Linked DNA regions of Homo sapiens: region 1 is linked to region 2. A link is an interaction called in ENCODE POLR2A ChIA-PET data of the cell type or tissue named here. Cell type or tissue: MCF 10A. All regions are shown on one strand. Links, peaks and the distances in the headings refer to the core of each region. The heading gives the core; the rest is flanking DNA.

What was found. ChIA-PET counts read pairs that join two places held together with the same protein. Peaks named below come from ENCODE experiments on the same cell type or tissue, not always from the same donor. Only the 100,000 strongest peaks of a DNase experiment are listed, where the experiment ranks them.
Region 1: POLR2A ChIA-PET joins it to region 2 with 5 read pairs; 2 of 35 experiments call an interaction of 5 or more read pairs at or near these places.

What each region holds. Positions count from the first base shown.
Region 1 is chr3:102,006,148-102,009,075 of GRCh38, forward strand. No RefSeq gene overlaps it. Among named protein-coding and RNA genes, the nearest start is that of RDUR, 67 kb to the left of the region's middle. In MCF 10A, for the core only: no CTCF peak of the experiment used is centred there; a DNase peak (open chromatin) is centred at 1,184.
Region 2 is chr3:102,109,131-102,112,058 of GRCh38, forward strand. No RefSeq gene overlaps it. Among named protein-coding and RNA genes, the nearest start is that of RDUR, 170 kb to the left of the region's middle. In MCF 10A, for the core only: no CTCF peak of the experiment used is centred there; no DNase peak of the experiment used is centred there.

The DNA of each region.
Region 1 (2,928 bases), core at 232-2,731, 100 kb before region 2:
TTTAAAAAGCAGGGCCACTTGTACCAGAATCTAGTCCTATTTCATAGCTTTTCTCTGCTCGAGGTCCTACTCAAAGCTGGAAGCCTTTCATGTATCCTAGTGAATGGGTAGAACCAATATCTTAGATATGCAATACACTATCTCCAGAACTTGAACAAGTCTATTAAGGGTTGTATTCCTTCTTGGTGGGAGGTGCAAAGTACAAGAATCTGTCCTCTACTTCGGAGGTAACATCATGGCATACTTCAGGCCACTAGCCCCCTAAAAAATTTATTGATGTGACAGGCCCCTGAATATTTGTAGGATTTATCCTCTACCCTCTGTTGCTCTGATGGATGCCTAGGTGATCCGGTAAATGTATATAGTCAATATCCACTGTTATCCATTCTAGGTAAATGTGAAGTGTTTGTGAACTTTTAATTTTGATAGAGTCGGAAAATAATGCATTTATTAGATATATTTTAGTAACATTTATGGAACATTCCTTCATTTTACTACTTGTCAAAAATGTTAATTCTTATATTCATAAGTCTTATTTGTAATTTCTATATTGGTCCACTCATCTTTTTGCTAAATTTAGGGCAGATATATACTTCTTGAATTCCTGTAACATTATTTTATGCTTTGATACCTGGTAAGGCATGTTTCCCCACACCATTTATATATTTCTTTCTAAAAAAGGTTTTTGGTTATTTTTGCAAATTTTTTATTCCACAAACACTTTGAGATTAGTTTGAAAAGTTCCAAAAAAGAAAGCTGTGGTGGAAATTTTGCTGGGATTAGACTAACTTTATAGATGATTTTACTGTTGAACAAATGACTCAAAGAATATGAATATATGAACATAAAAACTTAGAGGAAGTTTGAGTCATAGACACACTGATAATTTCTGATAGAAGTAAATAGACAAAACTCTATCTTTAAATAAATGTTCTAAAACTCAGCAGCCATATTTTTTTCCCTCTGATGGGGACAACCTTCTTCATGAGCTACAAAGGACATTTGCCCACAGTTTCTATTGAGGGGCTTTCTTAGCACTGTTTCTGGGTATTTTTTTCATTTTATAATTGTGTTTAACAGGTCATGTAGAGGATTCAGAAACAAAATATGTAATGGACACAGTAATGAGGCACTTAAATTCTCCCTCAGGAGTGAAGCTCTTACCAAGTTCTGGGAGTACTGCCAGCAAATAACCCTCAGCTTTCAGTCCACACTGCGGGAAATGCCTCAGCTGAAGTCACTTCTCTCAAGAGCAAGCTCCCTGCTCAAGGAAGCTGAAACCCAAACATAATGTTGAATAAAAACAATAAAAGCAGACATTTTTACCCTGTTCCCAATTTTAGGGAGAAAACATTTAATATTTTGCCATTAAGAAAACACAAGCTTTTTGTTTTCTTAATGCCTAATTATGCATTATGCCTAATAAAGGCATAGATGTCTTTATTAGATTGTAGAATGTCCATTCTATTCCTAGTTTGTGGAAAGGTTTTTTCCTTCTTTTCAATCATGAACAGATTTTTGTGTTTGGTTAATATTTTGCTTTTTCTTGATAATATAATTTTTCTCCTTTAATCTATAATTTAGTGCGATACATTGGACATTCTTTTTTTTTTTTGAGACAGAGTCTCACTCTGTCGCCCAGGCTGGAATGCAGTGGTGTGATCACTGCTCACTGCAACCTCCACCTCCCAGGTTCAAGCGATTCTCCTGCCTCAGCCTCCTGAGTAGCTGGGATTACAGGCGCATGCCATCACACCTGGCTAATTTTTGTATTTTTAGTAGAGACAGGGTTTCAAGACCAGGCTGGTCTTGAACCCCTGACCTCGTGATCCGCCTGCCTCAGCCTCCCAAAGTGCTGAGATTACAGCCGTGAGCCACCGTGCCCTGTCTGGACATTCTGATAATGTTAAGCCAAACTTGATTTTTTGGAATAAATCCTTTAATCATGATGCATTTTAAAAAATGTAATGCTTTAATTGATTTACTAATGTTTAAGTTTTTTAAAATCTAGATAAGTTAGCCAGTGTCTTTTTCCTCTTTAAAAAGTCTTTGTTGCTGGGAGGAGCCAAGATGGCTGAATAGGAACAGCTCTGGTCTACAGCTCCCAACGTGAGCGACACAGAAGACGGGTGATTTCTGCATTTCCAACTGAGGTGCCAGGTTCATCTCACTGGGGTGTGCCAGACAGTGGGTGCAGGACAGTGGGTGCAGCGCACTGTGCATGAGCTGAAGCAGGGTGAGGCATCGCCTCACCCAGAAAGCGCAAGGGGTCAGGGAATTCCCTTTCCTAGTCAAAGAAAGGGGTGACAGATGGCACCTGGAAAATCGGGTCACTCCCACCCTAATACTGCGCTTTCCCAATGGGCTTAAAAAACAGCACACCGGGAGATTATATCCCGCACATGGCTCAGAGGGTCCTCCGCCCACGGAGTCTCGCTCATTGCTAGCACAGCAGTCTGAGATCAAACTGCAAGGCAGCAGCGAGGCTGGGGCAGGGGCGCCTGCCATTGCCGAGACTTGATTAGGTAAACAAAGTGGCCTGGAAACTCGAACTGGGTGGAGCCCACCACAGCTCAAGAAGGTCTGCCTGCCTTTGTAGGCTCCACTTCTGGGGGCAGGGCACAGACAAACAAAAAGACAGCAGTAACCTCTGCAGACTTAAGTGTCCCTATCTGACAGCTTTGAAGAGAGTAGTGGTTCTCCCAGAACACAGCTTGAGATCTGAGAACGGGTAGACTGCCTCCTCAAGCAGGTCCCTGACCCCCAAGTAGCCTAACTGGGAGGCACCCCCCAGTAGGGGCGGACTGACACCTCACACGGCCAGGTACTCCTCTGAGACAAAACTTCCAGAGGAACGATCAGGCAGCAGCATTTGTGGTTCACCAATATCTGCTGTTCTGCAGCCACTGCTGCTGATACCCAGGCAAA
Region 2 (2,928 bases), core at 317-2,816:
ATTCATCCCTTGATGGACACCTAGGTTGACTTCATGTCTTGGCTATTGTGAATAATGCTGCAATAAACATGGAAGTATGGCTGTCTCTTTGACATACTGATTTTATTTCCTTTACATATATACCTAGAAGTGGGATTGCTGGATCACAGGATAATTCTCTATTTAACTTTTTGAGGACGCTTCATACTGTTTTCCGTAGTGGCTGTACTAATTTACATTACCACTACAGCGTGCAAGTGTTCCCTTTCCTCCACATCCTCATCAACACTTATCTTTTGTCTTTTTGATAATAGCCATTCTAACAGGTATGAAGTGATATCTTATTGTGGTTTTAATTTGCATTTGTCTGATGGTTAGTGATGCTGAGCATTTTTTTCATATGCCTATTGGCCATTTGTGTGCCTTGTTTTGAGAAATATCTATTCAGATTCTTTTCTCATTTATTAAATGGTTTGTTTTCTTACTATTGAGTTTGTCTGAGTTTCTTATATATTTTGCATATTAACTCCCTATCGGATATATGGTTTGCAAGTAGCTTTTCCCATGACATAAATATTTTTGTACTTGAACTTAGCAAAAGTTAGACCAATATAAAAAGGCATTATTATTAAATGGGTACACAAATTTTACCACCACCATCTTGAGAAATATATAATGAGAAGATTTTAAGTGTTAATTTAAAATGTTTGTTTCTTAAGAATTACATGGTAATAATAATAGTAAGAATAATAGTAAGAATAGTAAGAATTACATGGCAATAATCATGATAATAACAACCATTTATTAAGTAATTGTAATTACTTTGCATTAGGTATTATATTAGGTACTTCATCAAGATTATTATTATTTTTTAAAGCTGGTATGAATATATTAATACCAAACAAAGTAGACTTTTAGGCAACAAGCATCCCTAGAGATAAAGAATAACACTTCATAATAATAACAGTTTCAATTTTCCAGGAAGATTTAACAATTCCAAATTTGCATTTATCAATTATACATCCTGATATGATATAAGAACAAATGGAGACAACTGCATGAAAAAATGGTTAAAGCCAAAACATAGTAAAAAAGTTCTAACATTCTTTTAAATAAAATAAGCTGGCAAAAAAATAAAAAATATATGGAAAATTTGAACTATAAAATTAACCAAGTGACCTGATGAACATATATAGAATACTATATTCAAAAACTGTAAAGTATACTTAATTTTAAAGACACGAATGATAAACATAAAATATAGAAAGAAAGCTAGAAATCAATATGAATATAACCTTACATTTTAAATCTTACAAGATTATTTTATTAATCCTCCAAACAATCATGTGAGGTTAATATGTTCATTAGGAGGGGACTAACATTTGGAGTGGTAAACACTTTGCAAGGATCTTATGGCTGGTAAGGTGATTAAGCTAGGATCTGAGGCGAAGTCTGACTCCAAACTGTGTTCTTCAGTTTTTTATCTGTTTCATTGTTTAATTTGTATTTTTGTTATTGCTAGCTACATTAAGCATTTTTCATTTATTTATTTCCTCTTGTAGAATTAACTGTTTGTGTTTTGCTAGTTTATTTATTGGAATATTGATGATTTTTCTCATCAGTTTGTATGATCTTATGTACTATAGATGGATACCCTCTGTGAATAATATTTGTTGAAAATATTGGTCTATTTCTCTTTTAGATTGTTTTTGTTATAAATATCGAATTCTTATATTACTATTTTTTCCTTCATAACTTTTTCTAATTAACTGAAGCCTCATTATTATTCTTCAAAAGAGCTGATATGCTTTTCTATCTAATCAAATTGAATACAATTATGCCTTGGTATCTGTGGGGGATTGGTTCCAGAACCCCATCTCCCTGCATATAGCAGAATCCCTGCATACTCAAGTCCCACAAGTCCCGCAGTTGACCTGAGAAATCTGCTTATAGGAAAAGCTGGTCTTCCATATCCATGAGTTTCCCATTCCGTGAATACCGTATTTTTGATCTGCCTTTGGTTGTGGATGTGGAACCCGTGGATACGCAGGGCTGACTTTATTTATTTATTTACTTAGTTAGTTAGTTAGTTAGTTAGTTATTTAGTTTTTGAGACAGAGTCTTGCTCTGTCACCCAGGCTGGAGTGCAGTGGCGTGATCTTGGCTCACTGCAACCTCTGCCTCCCAGGTTTAAGCAATTCTCTGCCTCAGCCTCCCGAGTAGCTGGGATTACAGACATGTGCCACCACACCCGGCTAATTTTTGTATTTTTAGTAGAGACGGGGTTTCACCATCTTGACCAGGTTGGTCTTGAACCCCTGACCTCGTGATCCACCCAGCTCGGTGTCCCAAAGTGCTGGGATTATAGGTGTGAGCCACTGGGCCCGGCCAAGGCTGACTATATTTATTTTAAAAGTTCTGTGGATTTTCTTCTTTCTCTGCTACCCTTGATATGGTAAGATCAAGCCCTCCTCTTCCTCCTCCTCAGCCTACTCAATATGAAGATCATGATGACGAAGATCTTCATGAGGATCCACTTCCACCTAATACCTAATAAACATATTTTCTCTTCCTCATGATTTTCTTCATATCTTTTTAAAAGAGATGGGGGTTCCCACTATGTTGCCCAGGCTGGTCTTGAACTCCTAGGCTCAAGTGATCCTCCCATCTTGGCCTCCTAAAGTGCTGGGATTACAGGTGTGAGCTACCACACCCTGCATCTGATTTTCTTTTTCTTTTTTAAAAATTAAAAATAAGAATCATGATTTTCTTAATAACATTTTTTTCTAGCTTACTTTATTGTAAGAGTCCAGTATATAATACACATTACATACAAAATATGTGTTAATCAACTGTTTATAGTATTAATAAGGCTTCTGGTCAACAGTAGGTTATTAGTAGTTAAGTTTTCAGGGAGTCAAAAGTCATATGTGAATTTTCAACTGTGGG